Linked DNA regions of Mus musculus: all the other regions are linked to region 2. The links are chromatin loops, found by intact Hi-C in ENCODE. Cell type or tissue: heart. All regions are shown on one strand. Each heading gives the region's core, and the rest is flanking DNA. Links, peaks and the distances in the headings are about the cores only.

The links. A loop is a pair of places that touch in the nucleus more often than their neighbours do. Peaks named below come from ENCODE experiments on the same cell type or tissue, not always from the same donor. Only the 100,000 strongest peaks of a DNase experiment are listed, where the experiment ranks them.
Region 1: a loop joins it to region 2, with 2.2 times the contacts of the local background. A loop is called at or near these places in 5 of 42 quality-filtered maps.
Region 3: it touches region 2 in a loop (7-fold over the local background); 20 of 42 quality-filtered maps call a loop at or near these places.

The regions. Positions count from the first base shown.
Region 1 is chr17:57,056,751-57,064,293 of GRCm38, forward strand. Slc25a23 (solute carrier family 25 (mitochondrial carrier; phosphate carrier), member 23) reads right to left here and starts at 3,113. Exons shown (of 10, transcript NM_025877.4): 1 at 2,771-3,113; 2 at 1,358-1,484. The coding sequence starts at 2,923. It overlaps Crb3 (crumbs family member 3), which reads left to right and starts at 5,481. Exons shown (of 4, transcript NM_177638.5): 1 at 5,481-5,623; 2 at 5,845-6,016; 3 at 6,887-6,948. The coding sequence starts at 5,944. In heart, for the core only: a CTCF peak has its summit at 3,917; DNase peaks (open chromatin) are centred at 2,411, 2,981, 3,721, 3,861 and 2 weaker places; H3K4me3 peaks cover 4,126 bases; H3K27ac peaks cover 1,714 bases; H3K27me3 peaks cover 2,130 bases.
Region 2 is chr17:56,994,570-56,999,569 of GRCm38, forward strand. Clpp (caseinolytic mitochondrial matrix peptidase proteolytic subunit) reads left to right here. Exons shown (of 6, transcript NM_017393.2): 6 at 1,309-1,802. The coding sequence ends at 1,478. It overlaps Alkbh7 (alkB homolog 7), which reads left to right and starts at 2,770. Exons shown (of 4, transcript NM_025538.3): 1 at 2,770-2,998; 2 at 3,820-3,993; 3 at 4,102-4,226; 4 at 4,361-4,771. The coding sequence starts at 2,795. The coding sequence ends at 4,523. Pspn (persephin) reads right to left here. Exons shown (of 2, transcript NM_008954.3): 2 at 4,744-5,000. The coding sequence ends at 4,888. In heart, for the core only: a CTCF peak has its summit at 2,534; a DNase peak (open chromatin) is centred at 2,692; H3K4me3 peaks cover 1,624 bases; H3K27ac peaks cover 1,373 bases.
Region 3 is chr17:57,331,442-57,338,984 of GRCm38, forward strand. No RefSeq gene overlaps it. Among named protein-coding and RNA genes, the nearest start is that of Adgre1, 23 kb to the right of the region's middle. In heart, for the core only: CTCF peaks have their summits at 3,502 (motif pointing left) and 4,441 (motif pointing left); DNase peaks (open chromatin) are centred at 3,510 and 4,450; H3K27me3 peaks cover 396 bases.

The DNA.
Region 1 (7,543 bases), core at 1,439-6,438, 64 kb after region 2:
CTGTGTGCGTGTGGATGAAGAGGCCAGAGGTCAATGGCTGTCTTCAGTCTTTCTCCATCTTTCTTTTGAGACAGGGTCTCTTGCTGAACCTGGAGTCCGGTGACTTATCTGGAAGTCTAACCCTAAGATCCACCTTACCACCTCCAGTCTCTACCTCACCGGTGCTGGGTCACAGGTGGGCACCACCATACCTAGCTTTTTTTTTTTTTGGTTTTTTGAGACAGGGTTTCTCTGTATAGCCCTGGCTGTCCTGGAGCTCACTCTGTAGACCAGGCTGGCCTTGAACTCAGAAATCCGCCTGCCTCTGCCTCCCCAGTGCTGGGATTAAAGGCGTGCACCACCATGCCCATCTAGCTTTTTTATTTTTTTAAGTGGTTTTTTTTTTTTAGATGTTTATTGTTATACATAAGTACACTGTAGCTGTCTTCAGACACCAGAAGAGGGCGTCAGATCTCATTACGGGTGGTTGTGAGCCACCATGTGGTTGCTGAGATTTGAACTCAGGACCTTTGGAAGAGCAGTCGGTGTTCTTATCCACTGAGCCATCTCACCAGCCCCATACCTAGCTTTTTAACACAGGTGCGGGGGTTTGAACTCCAGTCCCTCTCTGACTGAGTCAGCTTCTCAGCCTCATGGGAGACTCCTCCCACCTCTCCTTTGAGCCAGGGTTTCTCAGTGTAGCCCTGGCTGTCCTGAAACTCACTCTGTAGACCAGGCTGGCCTTGAACTCAGACATCTGCCTGCCCCTCCGCCTCCTGAGTGCTGGGATCAAAGTTGTTTGCCACCATGGTAAGGAGAGAGGTTCTTATACAGGTTGTGGGGGCTGCTCAGGGTTGATATTGGAGAGTTCTCTATTCCAGGAGTGAATGCGTGAGTTCAGGGGTGATCACAGAGGTTCCTATGTTACAAGGGACTAAAGCAATATTTGATTATTATTCATTTTCTTCATCTCCCCCTCTCCAAGGCTGGGCTTACAGGCATGTACCTCTGCATCTATGGGGACAAGGGATTGAGCTTAGGGACTTGTGGCTTTGTGGCAACCACGTTACCCCTGATCTAGCTCTCCAACTTTAAGGTAATACTTAAGGAACCCAGAAGATGCTTGGTTAAGGGTCTATCCTTGTATTTGAGGGTCTCCGAACCAAGTATACTGTCTGAAGAGAAACGTGTATGGGCAGAGAGAGGGGTCCTACTGCAAAAGGGATAGGAGGTGGGATGGGCCAGTTCAGGCTCAAATCACCTAGTTGCAGCTGAGAACTCCCAAAATAGTCCATGAGTCAGAAGCAGCCCTCCCCATTCCCCCGGCGCTTCGGGTTCTAACCCACTTGTCCATTCCCCAGCCTAGAGCCCATCTCACCATCTTGGTTCCGGTCAAGGCTGTGAAACATGAGCAGAAGGCGCTGCTCCCGTTCCTGCAGGTAGCGAGTAAACTCCTCCAGGCTGAGGCCACCATCAGGATCAGCATCCCAGTCAGAGGAGACACCCTAGCAGAGGAAAAAAGGGGACACAGGGACTCCAGCAGACTGCACCCCCACAGGGCGTGTGTGGGGAAGACAGCTAGAATATGCCTCATGCCTCAGGAGCTCAGAGCCCCAGTTCCTCATGGAAGGGAGCAGCCCCAGGCCATAAGAAGAATCTGCCTCTTGTCTCAGTCCCTAGGCAGACTGAGGACTCTACAGAGTCACAGAGGCAGTTCAAGGTCATAGTACTGGGAAGTGGCAACCTGGGGGCACTTTTTGGTCAATTTTGAGACACCTGTCTCATATAGCCCAGGCTAGCCTCACATTCTCTGTACTGTAGGACGAGACCTTGAACTCTGATTCTCTCTCATTCATTACCTTGTTTCCCAAATTTGCCCACCCAGATTTTCCTTATAAAATCCTGTCTCCTTGGCAGTCTTGTTGAGGAGTGTGTGTGTGTGTGTGTGTGTGTTTGTCCTGTTAGAAACAGTCGTGGTTCATATAAGGCCCAACAGCCATGGGGCCTCTTTATATTCCTATCCAAAAGTTGGACCTTAGACTCAAGGTCAACAAAAATGCAATAGGTCTGTTTTAGGGAAGGCTAGGGGCTCCATGTCCCCTGTCACACGGAGAAAGGGCCAGTTTTTGCTGCTCCCCACTGCCACCTCCCATACTGGAGCTAGAACCTAGGACCTTTGCACATGCCAGGAAAGCACTTTACTGCTAAACTGCACCCCTACCTCAAATTCCTTCCTAGACAGGTCAGACCCCAGTAGAAGCAGAGTGACCTCAGATGGACTGACTCCCTAGCTGGAGCAGCCTGGGGCAACTGGCCAGGTCCGGGAAAGAGCCGGCTGGCAGCAAATGTAAATAAGAGACTAGGAGAGCTGGCTAGGGGCTCTGTGTGTGCTCCAGCAAGGATGTGAAGTTGTGTTAGCTGCAGGTGGGAGCGGGTCACCCCTCGGATTGTGCACAGAGCAGAGGAGGGTTTGGCTCTGGGCCGTGGAGGGGAAAGCGTCCCGCTCTGCAGTCCATCCCCCCCAGTAGGCATCCCACAGGGGGTGGGGGAGGGGGCGGTGGGGGGGGGAGGGGCCGCTGGGTCCTGGCAACCGCAGCCACTGCAGGCCTGGAGCCTTGGCAGCCCTGTTTCGCGACGTCAGGCCAGACGCGGGTGGACAGAGGGAAGGGAACCTAGACAGAGGTGGTGGGGTCCAGCCAACAGGTAGCCTGTGGCTGCCGTAGCCGCGGCATTAAGGGGCACCGGTTACGGCGCGGGCGGATCCTGCCGCGGTGGTCGCTGCCCATAGTACCTGCTGTGCACGGTCCGGATCTCCCCTTCCCAGCCTGGCCAGCCCCTGGCGCAACTCGTGCACGTCCACGCGGCCGTCCTTGTTGCTGTCTAGTTCCTCGAACAGGCGACCCCAGCGCTGCCGCCGCTCCGCGTCGCTTGAGCCCCCCCGCATGGCGCCCGCCCAGGGGGGAGGGGAGGCCCCGCAGCGACGGCCTCGGCGGGGGCTTTCTGGCTCCCCCTCCCCCCCGGGGTCCCCACAAAGCCAGCTCCCGCGCCCACCCGCACCGCAGCCTCTTCAGTGCGGGGCCGAGCTCCGGCACTTGCTGGAAGTGATAAATGCTAGTCGTCCCCGCCCGCGCCAGAACTTGGTCTCCTCCTCCGACCCGCATTACTTGGGGGAGGGGGCTGGGGGCGGAGCAGGGGGCGTGGGGAAGCATTCTAGGAGGCTCTGGTTTTGCACATCTGACAGCGCATTCCTGGGACGGTAGGAGAGGCAACCGTCTTAGTACTCTGCTTGCCTCAGTTTACCCTTTTTTCCTTAAATGGTTTTGGTAGGGAATTGTCAGGAATTGGATTCGTAATCTTGTTCATTTACACCTTCCTCTCTAACGGATCACTTATCAGAAATTCAAGTTTTTGCTTCTCCCAGGTCTACGCAAAGAATTCTGAACCAGTTTAAAAGCTTCTTTCGCCCGCCTGCTCTAGTTAGATTCCCCAGTCGATGATAGAAACAGCAGATCAACAAAGAGGTGTGGGCTCCCTCCCCAACACTTCATTCCGCCCGCGCGCCTCCTTTTCTTGGTGACACTCGGAGAGAGAAACGCAAGGTCAACGAGCGGCGCGGCTGCAAAGTTAAATCCTTATTGGTCAATGCGCCCTAGCTGCGGCGGTCCGCTCTACCTAGGCGGGGCTTCCCGGTTGACCCGCCGCGGCCTCCTGTCCCGCAGCTCGCAGCCCGCTAGGCATTCTTAAAGGGGCCGCGCCCCAATTCAGACTCTCTGAAGGCTGCTCTTTGCAGACCTGCCTGGAAAGGGAGTCGCGGACCAGTATCTCCCGCGCCACTAAAGATAACGATCAGGAGGAGGGGCTCTGGAGGCGGGGCCTCAGCCGGCGGCTGTGGTTGCACCTGCTGAAGTCCCGCCCACAAGTTTCGGGTGCAGTTTTTCGTCTCACCGTCAGGGGGAAGGGCGTCCGTCTGACCGCGAATAATAAATAAGAGCTCACATTGAGTGCGTTGCGCATGCCAGAGCCCTTCACTCGCTGCTCAGTAACGAACCTACCCCAAACCCTGTGAGGTAGGTAGGTGACACTAGCTTTTCCCACGCTACAGTGGAGAAATCAAAAGCTTCAAATCTTAGTCTGGATTCCCATTTAGGGCCAGAGCAGAGATTTAAACAGAGTTTAAACCACCACTCCCAGGAAGGGACGACGCCTCATTTATTTATTTATTTATTTATTTATTTTTCTTGTTCAAAGACACAGTCTCTCTATGTAGCCACGGAATTTACTATGTAGACCGGGCTGATCTGGACCTCACAGAGCTCCACCTGGGATCTAAGGCGTATGCTACACTACAATGGGTGTTGTATATAGCCTTGTATGTGCTAGATAAACTAGCCACAGAACTCCAGCTGCAGCTCTATGGCTATTGTTGTTATTGTCCTTTTGAGCCAAGGTCTCTGTAGCCTCGCTGGCCTTGAATGTGCAGCAGTTCGCCTGCTTCGGAATCCCAGTTGCTGGGACGGCAATCACGTGCCATCATATCCGGTGCATGACCACCTTTTACCCAAAGATACATCCAGAGGTCATGCGGTCCCCACCCAAGCTGTGCCCATACATCTGTGGTGAACAGGTGAAAGTCCCACCCACTCCCTCTACCAGCTACCAGATGTTTCCATGCATAAGAGTTTCTGTGTGGGTGCCGTGGGACATCACTACTTCTGCGCAGACGCCCCAAATCCATGCTTCCTCACAGACACTTCCCTGGCAGGTGGACCTCATACGGATGTTCTTCAGTGTGGACATAAGGCCTTCCGTTAAGCTGGGCGAGATTCTGCACAGATCTTTGTCCGGTTTTTTTTTTTTTTTTTTTTTTTTTTAATACCGCACGGGTTTAATCTAAGCAGGTGTTCTGATTACACTCTGACTACAAGCCTACATGTATCTTTCTACAAAACTAGTCCTGTACAGGTTGGTTGATTTTTTTGGTTATGGGATGAAAATGGAACCCAGGGGTCTCAGGCATGCTAAGGAGGAATTCATGGCTGAGTAAGGGGCGATCCAATCACTAAGACATTCTTGGAAGGCGACCTTCACTAGGCCATTTAAGGCAGGGGTTCTGGCCCCGAGCCACGCTCCCAGCCCCTTTTACTTTTGAAATAGGGTTTATTCAGGCTGGCTTTGAACTTGGGGTCCTCCTGCCTCAGCCTCCAGAATACATTTAGAATACAGGTTAGCATTCCCAGGTCTGACTTCAGGGTGTGAGTTCTTCAGTGTTTCCCATCGGAGCCCGCCTCTTATAAGTGTGTATCTTTCTGGAGTGTCGCCACGCCCCCCGCCGGGGTATGCACCCCTGTGCTTACACCTGCTCATTTCCGCCCTCTGCGGTGCTCCGGGTCGCAATGGGGTTCCCGTTACAGGTGCTCTGGCGGCGCGGCCCCGCCCTCTTCGCCCCGCCCCTCTCAGCCAGGCTCAGGTGCACAAGCCGGAAGTGCGCTCTTTGCCCAGGTGGGTGACTAAACTTTCCGGGTCACGTGAGCGGGCGGGGCGGGTGGGATCTGGAGCGACCGGGTGAAGGACGGAGACTCGGGGTTCCAGCTGGGAACCCGGGATTGGGAACCTGAGCGAAGTCCCTCTCAGACGCTGGAGTCAGGTAGGGAGGCAGGGCGCGCAGCCTGTCCTGTCCCCACCTCCTCCTTCCCTTTTCCTGGCCCAAGAATGCGGTCGGGGAGTTAATCTTTAATCTCTGACCCTTGGCGCCGAGGGCGGGGAGCGCACTCCAAGATTGGGTTGCCTGTCGCTGGGCCCCGAGCCTGAGTCCAGCCCCTCACCCTATGCTGCGCCCTCTCCCCCCCACCCCGGTCTGGTCCCCAGGTCCTGGGTCGCAGGTGCCCTCCTCGACCCAAGATGCGGTAGGAATTGGCGCCTTGGGGAAGTCCTGTCCTTGGCGTCACCAACTCGTCGCCTAAACTCATGGCGACCCCAGGCCTGGGGGTGCTCTTGGCGTTTGGTTTGCCGATGCTGCCCTCCGGCTGGAGCCTAACAGGTAGGTACTGTCCGGGGCAGCGCTCGGGTGGGAGGAGGGTTCCCGGGTTGAACTCAGAAGTGCCGGGCATTTGCGACCCAGAGAGGGCGACAGGTCTGAGGAATGAGCTTGGAATGCGTTTGGAGACCAAGTTTGAAAGCTTCAGGGCTGAATTTCAAATTAGTTTAGCTGACCTGCGAACTTTTTTTTTTTCCAGTTTTTTTTTCTCCAGTTTTTTTTTTTTTTTCTTTTAACGTTGCTGAGGCTCGAACCAGCGTTTTTCTGAACGCTCCGTACCCGCAGCCTAGAATTCCTGAGTCCTTAAGTCTTGTGGAATTTAGGAGCTGGGGGTTGTTGGGCAGAGCCCAGAGGTGGAGGAGGGGAGGGAGAGCCTGGGCACCTGAGTCTGCATAGTTGAGAGTCTTAAGCAGTCAGGGGGACCTGGAGGGAGCCCAGCTGACAGGGCTGGCCCTCCGTAGGTGTGGACCCAGCCAGACCTTCCCTCAGTCTCTAGTTCCAGTTTCGGGAGCCTGGGGGGTGGGGGGACCTTGTGAGTCACATACTCCTGGGAAAGGTTGAGCCCCGCCCAGGTCCTTAAGGGTTCTGGGCCGGAGTGATGGTGGAGGGGGACACGGTTCTGGAAGCCATCTATTCTAATAGGCTAACAATGGTGACTCTGGGTGGTCAGATTATTACCTGCTGGGCTGAGGGTGGCCAGAGAAACCAGCATCACACCCGAGGGTGGAGTGGGTGGCCTGGCTGTACTTGCTGCCTCAATTCCAGCTGGAGACTTTGGAAGGCGTTTTGCAAGGTCTGACTGAGTGGTGTGTAAGTGATAACTAGTGAAGAAGACCCCAGCATGGATTTTTTTTTTCTCTTTCTGTTCCACAGCACCGGACCCTTTCACAAATAGCACAACTCAACCCCCAGGTGATGAGTCCAACGGGGGCCTGGTGAGTTGGGAAGGTGTAAGAAGGAAGAGCAAGTGTGTGAGACCAGAGTAGTATGGGACAAGTGGAGAGACATTACTATTAAAAGACCATGTGCGCCGGGCGGTGGTGGCACACGCATTTAATCCCAGCACTTGGGAGGCAGAGGCAGGCGGATTTTTGAGTTCAAGGCCAGCCTGGTCTACAAAGTGAGTTCCAGGACAGCCAGGCCTATACAGAGAAAAATAAAAGGCCATGTGCTAGGCAGATGCCCTGACTTTTAAATTATTTTTTTTATTGCCTGGGCAGTGGTGGCACACGCCTTTAATCCCAGCTCTTGGGAGGCAGAAGCAGGTGGATTTCTGAGTTCAAGGCCAAGCCTGGTCTACAGGGCTACACAGAGAAACCCTGTCTCGAAAAACTATATATATATATATATATATATATATATATATATATATATACACACACACATACATACATACATACATACATACATGGTTTAGTGGTTTAGTGTAGCTCAGGCTGGCCTCAAACTTCCTCTGTAGTCAGATGACCTTGGATCTTGGATTCTGGATCCTTCTGCTGGGTTAACATGTGTCCGCTATCATGCTGGGTC
Region 2 (5,000 bases), core at 1-5,000:
TTGCTAGGAATTGAACTCAGGACCTCTGGAAGAGCAAGCTGCCAGTGCTCTTAAACTCTGAGCCATCTCTGCAGCCCGACATTTCTTTATGGTTTTTCGAGACAGGGTTTCTCTGTATAGCCCTGGCTGTCCTGGAGCTCACTTTCTAGACTAGGCTGGCCTCGAACTCAGAAATCCGCCTGCCTCTGCCTCCCGAGTGCTGGGATTAAAGGTGTGCGTCACCCCCACCCCCACCCCCACCCCCGGCTCCAACATTTCATTTTTAAAATAGTTGATTTGGGAAGCATGTGCCTGCCATAGTGATGTGTGGAAGTCAGAGGACAGTTTGTAAACATCGGTTCTCTGTTGACACCTTGTAAGGAGTGGTGATTGAACTTGAGGTCATTAGACTTGGTGGCAAACCCCTCTTCCCACCAAGCCATCTTACTGTCCCACGTGCCATTCTTCGGTATATCTTGTTGCTGGTCACATATGTTCAGTCTAAGATCCACCACCTAGCACTGCGTGGCATTTTCCTAGTTGCATCTTACTGTTGTGTGAATGCCATGACATGTGGAGTTCAGGGGACAGTGTTCAAGAGGCGATTCTCTCCTACCATGTAGTTCCTGGGACCTGATGTATTACAGTAGTCGGTAAAAATTGAATTGGTGTGGTGTAAGCACTGCAGACCTCTCATCCCGGCACTTGGCCAGCACAGATGGGGGAATCAGGAGTTGAAGGTCGTCCCTTCGAGGCTAGCCCGGGCTGCATGTGATCCTGTCTGGAAAAAAAAAAAAAAGCAAAAACAAAACCCTGTTTTTTACTACGGAGGAGATTGAATCACAGAGAGGTTCCCCAGCCCCATGGGAAAGATTGTCAGAGTAAGTGTATCTTATGAAACTTGGGAGCTGGAAGAAAACATCATGGGCTGGAAGCTAAAATGCTAGGAGTGTCTAATCTCAGTCCTGGAAGCAGGAAGGCCAGGAATAGCCAGGGCCTGGAAGGTGACATTTTTGTGTTGCTATCAATTCCTGATGCTAATGGCTTCTACACCTTTGGTTTCCTGGAATTGCTGGTGCTCCTAGGTATGAAGCCTGGGCTCTTAGGAAAGTGTTCAGCCAACAGAGCTCCTCCTTTTTTTCTTTGAAGACATTATCTTAGTTTGTAGCCCTTTTACTTTTGCCTCTCTTCATAAGAGCATAGATCCCATGGTAGGGGGTCCCTCACAACTCCATAAATCATCTCACGACTGGTAAGGGCTTCAACCTAGGAATTTGGGGAAAAACAGCCCAGGCCTCTACTCCTACCCACATATACTGCTTTCCCTAGAGTCAGCAATGGAGAGGGACCGCTACATGAGCCCCATGGAGGCCCAAGAGTTTGGCATCTTGGACAAGGTCTTGGTCCACCCACCTCAGGACGGGGAGGATGAGCCAGAACTGGTACAGAAGGAGACTGCCACAGCGCCGACGGATCCTCCTGCCCCGACAAGCACCTAAGGAGTGGAGACCAGACTGAAACTTCCTCTGCTGGGCCCAAGAACAACCCCTAGAGGAGATGTGGATTGAGGTTGCCCTCAGAGCAGGGCAGACTGCCTGAGACACTGTGATTTAAATTAAATCTTTGTAGTCTTTGTCCCATGTCTGAAGCACCTTCCATTACTTCTCCAAGACAGCAGGCCTCCTTCACCTTGACAAACCACTTCAGTAAGCAAACCCTGGCTCTCCTGGAACTAAACCAATCTAGCCTCAGACTCAGGTACCCACCTGCCTCACCTCCTGAGTGCTAGGATTAAAGGTGTACACCACCACACCTGACTTCAACAGACTTAAGCCATATACTACCCCAAAGTCAGTGGGTAGAAATATGATTTCATACATCTTTGGTTATGTGTGGGTTTGTGCATGGTGAGTGCAGTACCCATGGCCAGAAGAGGATGTTGGGTCCCCTGGGGCTTCCCTGTGGGTGCTGGGACTTAAGAGTACATTCTTACCTGCCGATCCTGGGCTTGGCCCCTTAGAGAGTTAAGAGTTAGGGTGGAGGGTCTACCAGAATCTACCACCAACTTTGGGTTGATCCTCAGACCCATGAGACCTGACACTGGTGACTCACCAGGTGACAAAGTCCTGGCATTTTGTTGCAGGCTCCAAAAGCCAGCTGAAGCCAGAGAGAATGTCAGGACATGTTTATGGAGTTTTACTAGAACTAGAAGCAGAGGATCCCAGTTTATGGGATGGAGGCAGGTGCCACATGACCCTATGGAGGTCAGAGGGTCGCAAATGCAGGAGTTGCTTTTTCTGCTTGCACCATGTTTGGGGGTCCTGAGGTCAAACCAAAGACTCTTAGCAAGTGCTGAGCCATTTTCCTAGGCCCAGTTTATTAGTGTGGAAGGAAGTAGACTCTTTTTAGATTTAACACAAAACATTTGAGGTGGGGGTTGTATTATTTGGTCTTATTTGTTTGGATGTCCTATTTTGTGGGCAACATCTGAAATTCAGGTTAGCCTCAAACTCAAGGGCTGACCTTGGAGTTAGTTATCCTCCTTTCTCCACCAGGGTGTGCTGTTTGACAAGCGCTAAATTTGCGCTAGGCTGATTGAACTTCTAACCTTGGCTTTGCCCCCACGTGACCTCCAGCCTCCGTTCGCCCTAGTTCTGCACCTACTGCTTGAGACCTTGCTCAGGGCCGAGAGGCGGGACAAGCGGTAGACTGACTTAAAGCACAGCTAATAGAGCCAGTAGCTGATGGGCGTGGTGCGGTGTCAGCCAATAGCTTGCGGGGGTGTGGCTCAGCCTGCTGTGGTCAATCCCTGAAGATGGCGGGCAGCAGGAGGCTAGCGATGCGGTTGCTTTCTGGGTGCGCCTGGGTGCGCGGCTCAGACTCTGCCGTGCTGGGCCGCCTGCGTGATGAGGCCGTGGTGCATCCAGGCTTCCTGAGCCAGGAGGAGGAGGACACGCTAACACGCGAACTGGAGCCCCAGCTGCGGCGCCGGCGCTACGAGTACGACCACTGGGACGCGGTGAGTGGGCGGAGCGGCGAGCTAAGGGGACGCCCACTGGGACATAGTGAGGGGGCGGGGTCCTCGGAGGGGTAGAGTGAAGAGCTAGGCTTGCTTGGCCAGGTTGGGGACAGTGTGTTTTGGGCAGTCCCCGATGTAGGTTCGGGTGGGACCAAGTTTCTCTGGTGTGGGACATGGCGGGTGCTGGGCAATTCGATGAGTGACAGTTGGTCAGGAGGTCTTGTGGGAATGGGGCTGATCTTGATGCCAGAGCTGAGTCCAGGGGAAGGCCTGCTGCTGCGGGCTTGTGGATGGTACTTAGAGCAGGGGAAGGGACCAGAGCCGGAGAAGGTGAACTGGCAACGTTGAGCTCAGAGCAGCGCAGTATTACAGTGGGGGCAAATCACTGCTGGGCTTTACTAAGAACAGGGGCTGTAGTGTGGGGCTGGGCCTGGAATCAGAAGGGAGGGTTTTGGTGGGCACCAAGGAATGCGTAGTGAGGACAAAGATGTCACTTCAGACATGAAGTTCTGGAACACTTCAGGGGCATTGGTGACAAGATTAGAAATAAAAAGCAGACTTGGGAGAGGGAGTGCCAGCAGTTGGGAGTTTCACTAGGGACTTGAGTGGGATCAAATAGAGACAGGAGACCGAGATACTGAATATTAGGGTGGCCAGCACCAGGGACCACTGGGAAACGAAACGTGAAGACCAGATGCGTGGTTGAAACCTCACTGATAATGAGCTAAAGTTGGAAAGACTGCCTGCCCTGTACTGCACCCCTCGGTACCTCATTTTCCTGTCCTGGGAGTTCCCAGTTATGACTTGAGCTCTCTATTCAGGCCATCCATGGCTTCAGGGAGACAGAGAAATCCTGCTGGTCTGATGCAAGCCAGGTCATCCTGCAGCGGGTTCGGGCGGCTGCATTTGGTCCTGACCAGAGCCTGCTATCCCCAGTACATGTGTTGGACCTGGAACCTCGGGGCTACATCAAGCCTCATGTTGACAGTGTCAAGGTGGGCAGAAGGCATTCCATCAGAACTCCTAGCTAGGTTGTCGGTGGACAGGGGGGCAGAACTAAGCCTGACACCCCAATATACACAGCATACATACCCCTTTTCCAGTTCTGTGGATCTACCATTGCTGGCCTTTCCCTGTTGTCTCCAAGTGTTATGAAGCTGGTGCATACACAGGAACCTGAGCAGTGGCTGGAACTGTTGCTGGAGCCAGGGTCTCTCTATATCTTAAGGTACGACGTAACCCAAAGTCCTCAGGTGAGGCCGAGGGTTTCTAACAGTCACCACCACCACTCAGAAAAAGTATAGAAATGCTGAAGGGACAGTCTTCCCTCCATCCACCCACTCAGCTTCTCTCTTCTTGCAGGGGTTCAGCCCGATATGACTTCTCCCATGAGATCCTTAGAGATGAAGAATCATTTTTTGGGGAGCACCGGGTTCCCCGGGGCCGACGCATCTCAGTGATTTGCCGCTCCCTCCCTGAGGGGATGGGGCCAGGAAGGCCAGAAGAGCCACCTCCAGCCTGCTGACCTCCCACATATCCTCCATATTTGTGAATAAAGTAGGGAAAATGCTGTCATGGGATCTTCAAATGACCGTCTGCCAGGGCTGGGGCTCTTAAGAGACGATCAGGGTCTCAGGATTCACATAGCATGGTGGCTGCCAGGGTGCACCTGATCACACACACTCTTAAGGCCACGAGAATATCATTTATTGCATCCACTGCTGATTAAAAAAAAAAAAAAACTAACAAGCAAGCAAAGAAAGAAACAAAAAACCCTGGTCCTTTCCCTTCTTATCTTTACCTATGCAAATTTCTAGTAATGTCACCTGAGCCTTTCAAAGCCCAGCCTGTCTCATGCTTGTGATTCTGAGACACCAGACTGGCCTCCTTCAGCCACCACAGCCACAAGCTGCAGCTGAGAGCTGAGGCAGCTGCTGCCAATGGTGCTGATCATCAAGGAAGGTCACATCAGCATAGCTGGTGGGCTGGCAGCAGGGTCGGC
Region 3 (7,543 bases), core at 1,439-6,438, 340 kb after region 2:
GCACACATAAATATTTAGAAGGTATTTTTATAACATGACCATTTAGGAAATTAACAGCTATGACTTCCAAGCCCTGGGCCATGACATCCCAGCCCTGGGTCACAACCTTCCAGCCACAGGGTATGACCTTCCAGCCATGGGTCACGACTTCCCAGCCATGTCATGACCTCCCAGCCTTGGTCATGACCTGCCAGCTGAGGATGTTTGACCAGAGTCACAGTCCTGAGCAGGAAATTGCTCCTGTCAGAGGGATTTCAATTTTATTTTTTATTTTGTTATTATTTTTTTTTTGGAGACGGGCTCCCATGAGTCTCACAATGGCCACGCACTCACTATATAGCCAAGGGTGATCTTGAACTCCTACTCTTCCCGTCTCCACCTCCTAAGTGCTGGGCTGAGAGGTGTGCACCACCAGGCCCGGTGGATGGAACCAGGGCCTCGGACATGACAGATGACAGCTCTACCCACTTAGCCACAGCTTCACCCAGCACAGAGAAATCTCTCTTCTCATGGTACCCTATTTCGGTTGTGGATGGACTTGTGGGGATAGGATTCCATCTTTTTACCACCACAGACTGTAGCTCGTTCTCTCCTATCTGCCATCTGTCTGTCTGTTCTCTTGGCTTCGGACTTCTGTTTATTTTTTTTGGCATGTTTTTAATGGTGGATATTACTTAAACCTAATAATGAACCCATTATTATGATATTTCCATACATGTATTATTTATTTTGATCGTATCCTCCGTCATTCTCTCTTGTCCCCTCCCACTTCAGCTGATTTCCTTCCTTTTCCTACCCAGTCTACCTTCTACTCCCATGTCTGATTTCTGACAGACCACAGAATTCTATCAGGGCTGAGATGAGAGGCAATTACAGGAGTGTGGGCCGCTGACTGTGGCTATATCACTGAAGAAATTGCTATCCTGTCCCAGGAGACCTTGAACTGTCTATCAATCCCAGGAAGGGGTGGGGCCTCATGAGCCCCTCCCCCTCCAATTGTTAACTCTATTAGTCACCAGGAAGGGGTGGGGCCTCACGAGCTCCTCCCCTCCCAACTCTATCAGTCACCAGGAAGGGGCGGGTCCTCATGAACCCCATCCCCTTACCTCTGTTGATTGTTTCAGAAAAGGCCTGTGCATCAGACTGATTCGTTTCAACATATATTATTCATGCCTTGGCATCTCTTTCTTATTGAATAGACTTTATTTTTAAGACTGTGGTTAAGCACAGCACACAGTCTACCATCCCTGCCATTGTGAGTGTTTTAACTATTGCTAAGTGTATTCATGGCCCCAGAACCAATACCCACCTTCCAGAACTTTTTCATCATTTACATTACACCCACCACCCTCTGGCCCCAGGCCTTGGCAGTACCCCCCTCTCTCTCTGATTTGACTTTACCTGCAGTACTTTAGGGCTAAGTCAAGAGCTAAGTAACTGACCTTTTTGGGTGGATTTCTTTCGATCGGCTGGGATCACCATTACCAAGCTCAAATAAAAGAAGGGCTAGCGTTGGTGGCCAATGGGACAGGACTTCAGAGTGTACATTATTTAGGAAGGCGCCATTGTATCGAACATCCCCATGGCCCAATATTAGATCCAGCTTTGTGGGCGGTGGAGAATGTTGGTTGAGACATAATGGACTTGGAGGTCATCTCACCCCCTGGAAAATTGACGGTACATTACCAGAGAGTCAGGGACATATTTTTTTGAAGGCACAGCATCGTGATGTGTCTGGAGAGAAGGCTCAGAGGTTCAGAGTTCTTGCTGCACAAACATGAGGACCTGAGTTTGAGTCCCCAGCATTCAGGAAAGATCTGGGCTTGGCCAACCCTGGGCAGGAGAATTGCTGGGACTTCTGGCTGTCAGCCAAGCTCTGCATTCGGCAAGAGACTAGGTATCAGGGGAATGAGTGGGGAGTGTTAGCCTCCAGTGGCCTCCACACCTGTGACGGTATAAGCACCTGCATATGTAGAATTACAGGTGTGAGTACATCCCACATAGCACACACACTAAAAAAAGCTGAGTCTCAGGGCTAAGCTGTGTTCTCAGCACCCTAGTGCAGTGGTCACAACCCCTTTGGTAGTTGAATGACCCTTCCACAGGGGTTGCATATCACAATATCCTGCACATCAGATATTTACATTACAGTTCCTAACAGTAGCAAAATTACAGTTAACAAAGTAGCAAGGAAATAATTTTGTGGTTGAGGAATTGAGTTAAAGGGCCACGGCTTTAAGAAGGTTGAGAATTACTGGTCAAGTGGCTAACAGAGGCCACAGCACTGCCTGGTTCTCTCTCAGGAAAGTCAGTGCCCGAGTGCTGTCTCACACACATTCTTGGCCAACGATAGACTATGGCACAGGAGTCTGGTCTGAAATGCTTATCACGTCTGAAGGGTCTGCCTTCACTGTAGGGAGAGTCACTGGATTTGCGGGCTTCAAGAACTGCATTAGAGTTCACTAGAGGAACAGGACTGATAGAATCAATAGGTATCAAAGGAAGATTTGTTCGTCTGGCTTATCTGATACAGCCTGGGCAGTCTATAATGGCTGCCTGTATGCTGCCAAGGCCGAGAACCTGGTAGCAGCCCAGTCTATGAGGTGGGTGCTGCAAAGTCCAGATCTGAAGGCCTGGGGTGGGGGGATTTCTGGAGGGTCCCAGGTCTTCAATGCATGTCAGATAAGGATTGTAGGAACAACACAGGGGCAGTAACAGAGTGGAGGAGCTCTCCAGGAAGGGGCAAAGTCCCCCCGTGAATTTCCCCAGAAGCACGTCTCTCAGCTGATTCAAGTTCAAGTTCAAGTCCACAGTCAAGGTTAACCATCACAAGCACCATGGTAACAGAATGCTGCCTGCTCCCATGGTTCTCCCATGAAAAAGAAAGGCTGAATCATGCGATGCTGAGGAGTTAGAGGTCACGAATCTGCTCTTGGAGCCATTCCAGCCATGCCCAGAGTGTTCAGTCCATCTTTAAGGCTCAGGGTGGCAGAAGTTTGTATTAGTCAGCTCAAGTTACGTTTTGCTGTAGTGACTGCCTACGGTGGGTTGACTTGTAGGGTCTGTGGGGGATTGATGTGGGAAGACCCAGCCTGTAGTGGGCCACACCATTCCCTAGGCAGGGATCCAGAACTGTGGAGAAATGAGCATGCTGGCCTTCACTTCTTCATTCTTGACTGTGGTTGTCACGCGGCCAGCTGTTTGAGGTGTGTGTTCTAACTGCCCCACAAAGATGGGCTGTAATCTAGACCTGTAAACTCAACCCCTAGCTTCCAAAGCTCCCTTTTTTTTTTTTTTTTTGGTCAGGATATTTTATTATAGCAACAGAAACTAGGCCAGTCCTCAAAATACTCTCCCTACACTGTTCTAGGGATTTAAAAACATGGATGAAGATGTGGGAAATCGGACATAAGCTTCAAACGCAGGGGCAGACATCCAAGCAGGACCGGTCCGAGGCAGACAGCTGGACGTTAAAGGCACGATCGCCCCCTCGCGGACATGTGCGGTAATGACACAACGTCTGCAGCTGGGCGGGTCGTTTGCAGAGGGGAGGAAAGACGGAAGAGATTGAGTTTATTTGTGGGTGTGCACACGTGTTTACTCACAAGTCTGTGGATATGAGCCTAGAGAGGCCCCCAGGAAGGGACCCTGGTATTTCTGGCATCTCCACCCAGTCTTCTAGAAGGAATGGCCAGCGGCACTACTGGATGATATGGTGTCTTCAATTTATTTTTAGTTTATTTTCTTTTCTGTTTTTTATTTTTATTATTTATTTATTTATTTATTTTTTTGAGACAGGGTTTCTCTGTGTAGCCCTGGCTGTCCTGGAACTCACTCTGTAGATCAGGCTGGCCTCGAACTCGAACTCAGAAATCCACCTGCCTCTGCCTCCCGAGTGCTGGGATTAAAGGAGTGCGCCACCGCTGCCCGGCTTAGTTTCTTATTAAATTTATTTGATTTGTGTTTGTGTGAACGAGTGTGTGAGTATCCCGAGAGCAATAGGAGGCCAGAGGACATTGTGCAGGAGTCAGTTCCCTTTTTCTATCGTGTAGGCCCTAGAGATTAAACTCAGGTCATTAGGTGCAAAACTTCTTTACTTGCTGAGCCACCTCACAGCCCCTACCCTTCAATAATTTATTGTTACATATTTTTCTTAAAAAATGTTTACAACTTATTTTTATCTCTAGTGATTTCTAGGTGGATCTGAGCTTCATTTGTTGAATTGGTACTCTGGATAATTTTATTATTTTTTAAAAGAGAAATGCATTTATCCGAAACAATGACCCTTGTACTGGTGGAATTCCAGCCTATGAAGTCAGGCATAGACTCCAGCAGGCTGTGTTTCCTTGTCTGTGGCGCCGAGGCCCCCATTTTTCACTTCAAGGAACACTTTGCAGTCTAACCACACAGCGCTCACTTGCAGCCCTGTGCTGCCACCTAGCGTCCACGAGTGATATGGCCCCTGGGTTCAACTGTGTATATTCCCCAACTCCTCCCAGATCCGCTGTCATCCAAATCGTCTTACAACACCATGCCTTCTTTTTAAATTTTAAATAGCCCATCCAGTTTAATTTGGGGTGTCCATGTAGTACTTGGTGTGTGGCTATCCACTGGGGCATGGTCAGCCTGCGGGGTCAGGGGCATAGTTTAAAGAAAACTGCCTCTCCCTCCATCAGCAGCCATCAACTGTCCAGCTCCTCAGTTAGGGTGGGCTCATGAGCCCTTCCAACTCCTGCTGTAAGGTTGACTGGTCTGATTATAAGCAGCAGCCACAGGTGCTGTAGTTTATTAGTACCGAGATCCTGCTTCAGTCGTGCCTGACTTCTGGCTCTTACAGTCTTCCTTGTCTCCTCTTGGGGAGAGGGTTCCACCTTATTTTTTTGAGACAGGTTCTTCTATAGCCCTGGAGTTCAGTAAGTAGGCTGGCCACCTTGGGGATACATTGATCTCCACACCTCCCTCTCTCCAGGGCTAGATTATAGAACTTCATTTCCATGCCTGGACTTTAAGTGAGGGTGTGCAGAGCTCACTCAGGGAGCTTTGCTTGCTTAGCAAACACTTACTGACTGAGCCTCCCCTCCCCCCACAGCCTGGGTCTCTCTATGTAGCAGATCAAGGCTGGATTTGTGCTTATAATCCTCCTGCCTCAGCCTCCCCAGTATCTGAGATTTCATAACCTGCACCACGAGGTTCAGCTAGAGTGAGCAGTATCTGTTTTAATAAAAACTTAGGCTGGCTGTGGTGACAAAGGTCTTTTATCCAAGCACTTGGGAGGCAGAGGCAGAGGCAGAGGCAGAGGCAGAGGCAGAGGCAGAGGCAGAGGCAGAGGCAGAGGCAGAGGCAGAGGCAGAGGCAGAGGCAGAGGCAGAGGCAGAGGCAGAGGGAGAGGGAGAGGGAGAGAGAGAGAGAGAGAGAGAGAGAGAGAGAGAGAGAGAGAGACAGAGAGAGACAGAGAGAGACAGAGAGAGAGAGGCAGAGAGGCAGAGAGAGAGAGAGAGAGTGAGAGAGAGAGAGAGAGAGAGAGAGAGAAAGAGAGAGAGGCAGAGGCAGGCACATGCCCTTGAAACTAGCCTGGTCTACAGAGTGAGTTCCAGGACAGCTAGGGCTACACAGAGAAACACTGTCTCAAAAAACAAAACAAAACAAAACAAAACAAACAAACAAAACAAAACAAAAAACCAAACCAAACCAAACCAACCAACCAACCAACCAACCAACCAACCAAAAAAACCCAAACAAACCCCAAACCAAAATCCAAACCAAAACCCAAAACCCCAAAACCAAAACCAAAAACCAACCAACCCCTCCTCCCTCCCCCACTAAATGGGTGTGTGTGGACAGGGCTCAGTAGTGAATACACTTGTCAGTTTCTGATGACCCAAGTTCATCCTCTGGAACTCTTGTGGTGGAAGGTGAGGACCATTTCTTGAAAGCTGACGTCTGACCTCCACATGCACACAGCAGGATACACATTCAAACAAACAAACAAACAAACAAACAAACACATGAGAAAGGACAAGGCGATGGTTGAAGGGGAGGGGGATGCTAACTGCCTCGAGAGGTCACCATTTCACTCGTAATCTACGTACCAAATTGTTAAGGTGTGCATCACCCGACGAGGAAAAAAAAAAAAAAAAAAAAAAAAGGAACGGAATAAACCACACAGCCTGTGTACTTTGGAGTCTCCTCAGCAAGGGAGGTGGAGAGGAGGCCGGTGGGATTGAGGGATAGGCTGCACACACACAGAACCTGGATCCGTTTGAAGTCCTAATTAGAAACCAGCGTCTCTGTGGATGGTTGTGCTTTTCCTGAAGCGTGCTGGCTGGCCCAGCTGCTCCAGTGCTCGCTCCACAAACGTGAGGATCCATGTCTCGACTTGCGGATTCTAGGGTAGCGAGGAAGACCCCGTCTTAGGAAAACACATGTGAGTGGCACAGATTTGACTTAGGAGGTTAGAAGACCAACCAACAAGGGAGGGCACCAAGTTGATAATGGTGGGCAGACGAGAGGAGTTGGGAGCGGGAGGGGGAGCACATGTAGGAAGTTCTCAAAGAACTAATGAAAAATACATTAAAGCAGACAGTGGATGCTGCGTGATGGAGAAGATTAAGGTTGGTCTGCACATGCGCATGCAGGTTCGCACGCACCACCACCCCACCTTGCCACTGAAATTGATGGGCTATATTTAATTTTTTCAAATCCTTTCTGATTCTTAGAAGCTTTGCCTTATCAAGGATCATGATCTCCTGCTTCACTCTGACAAAGATGAAACGCAATAAACAAGATTTGCAAACTTCTCCTTTCTGAGTTTCCGGTAACCGTGGCGACCATGGTTCCAAATAAAGGGACAGCTCTTCCCCGGAATTCAGACCGGACCTTCTTTTCTCAGTTAGTTCTTTTTTATTTTCAAAAAATATGATTACTTTTATTACTTTTTCAAGAATTACATTTATATATTTTTCAGTGTCCCCCTTTTTTTTAAAAAAAAGAAATTAAACCACTTAGACTTATTTTATGAGTGTTTTGTCTACATGTATATATTTGCACCATATGCATGTTTGGTGCCTACAGAGGTCAAAAGGTGACAGAACTCCTGGAACTGGAGTTATGGATGGTTTTGAGCCACCACATGGGTACTGGGAATTGGCCGTTGGCCTCTCTGAATCTCCTCTGGTGTTCCCACTTTGTTCTCTAGTTTTTCCGTGGTCACGATCATCTCCTGGGGTAATGTCTCACTTCGTTTCCTGTCTAGCCGTTTTTCAGCCCATCCTGTGACCTTCATCCTTAGACTTCTTTTCTCTCTTCATCTCTGTCTTTCTCTCTCCCTCCATCTCTTTGTACCTCTCCCCTTCTTTCTCTCTTCCTTCACATTCTTTACATTTTATTAGCATCTCTTTACTAGCCTGTATTCATTGTACATACTGGGTTTATGACATTTTCACACACACACACACACACACACACACACACACACACACACACACACACACACCATTTTGATGATATTCACTCCCTTCCTGTCCCCTCCATTCCTGCAGATCCC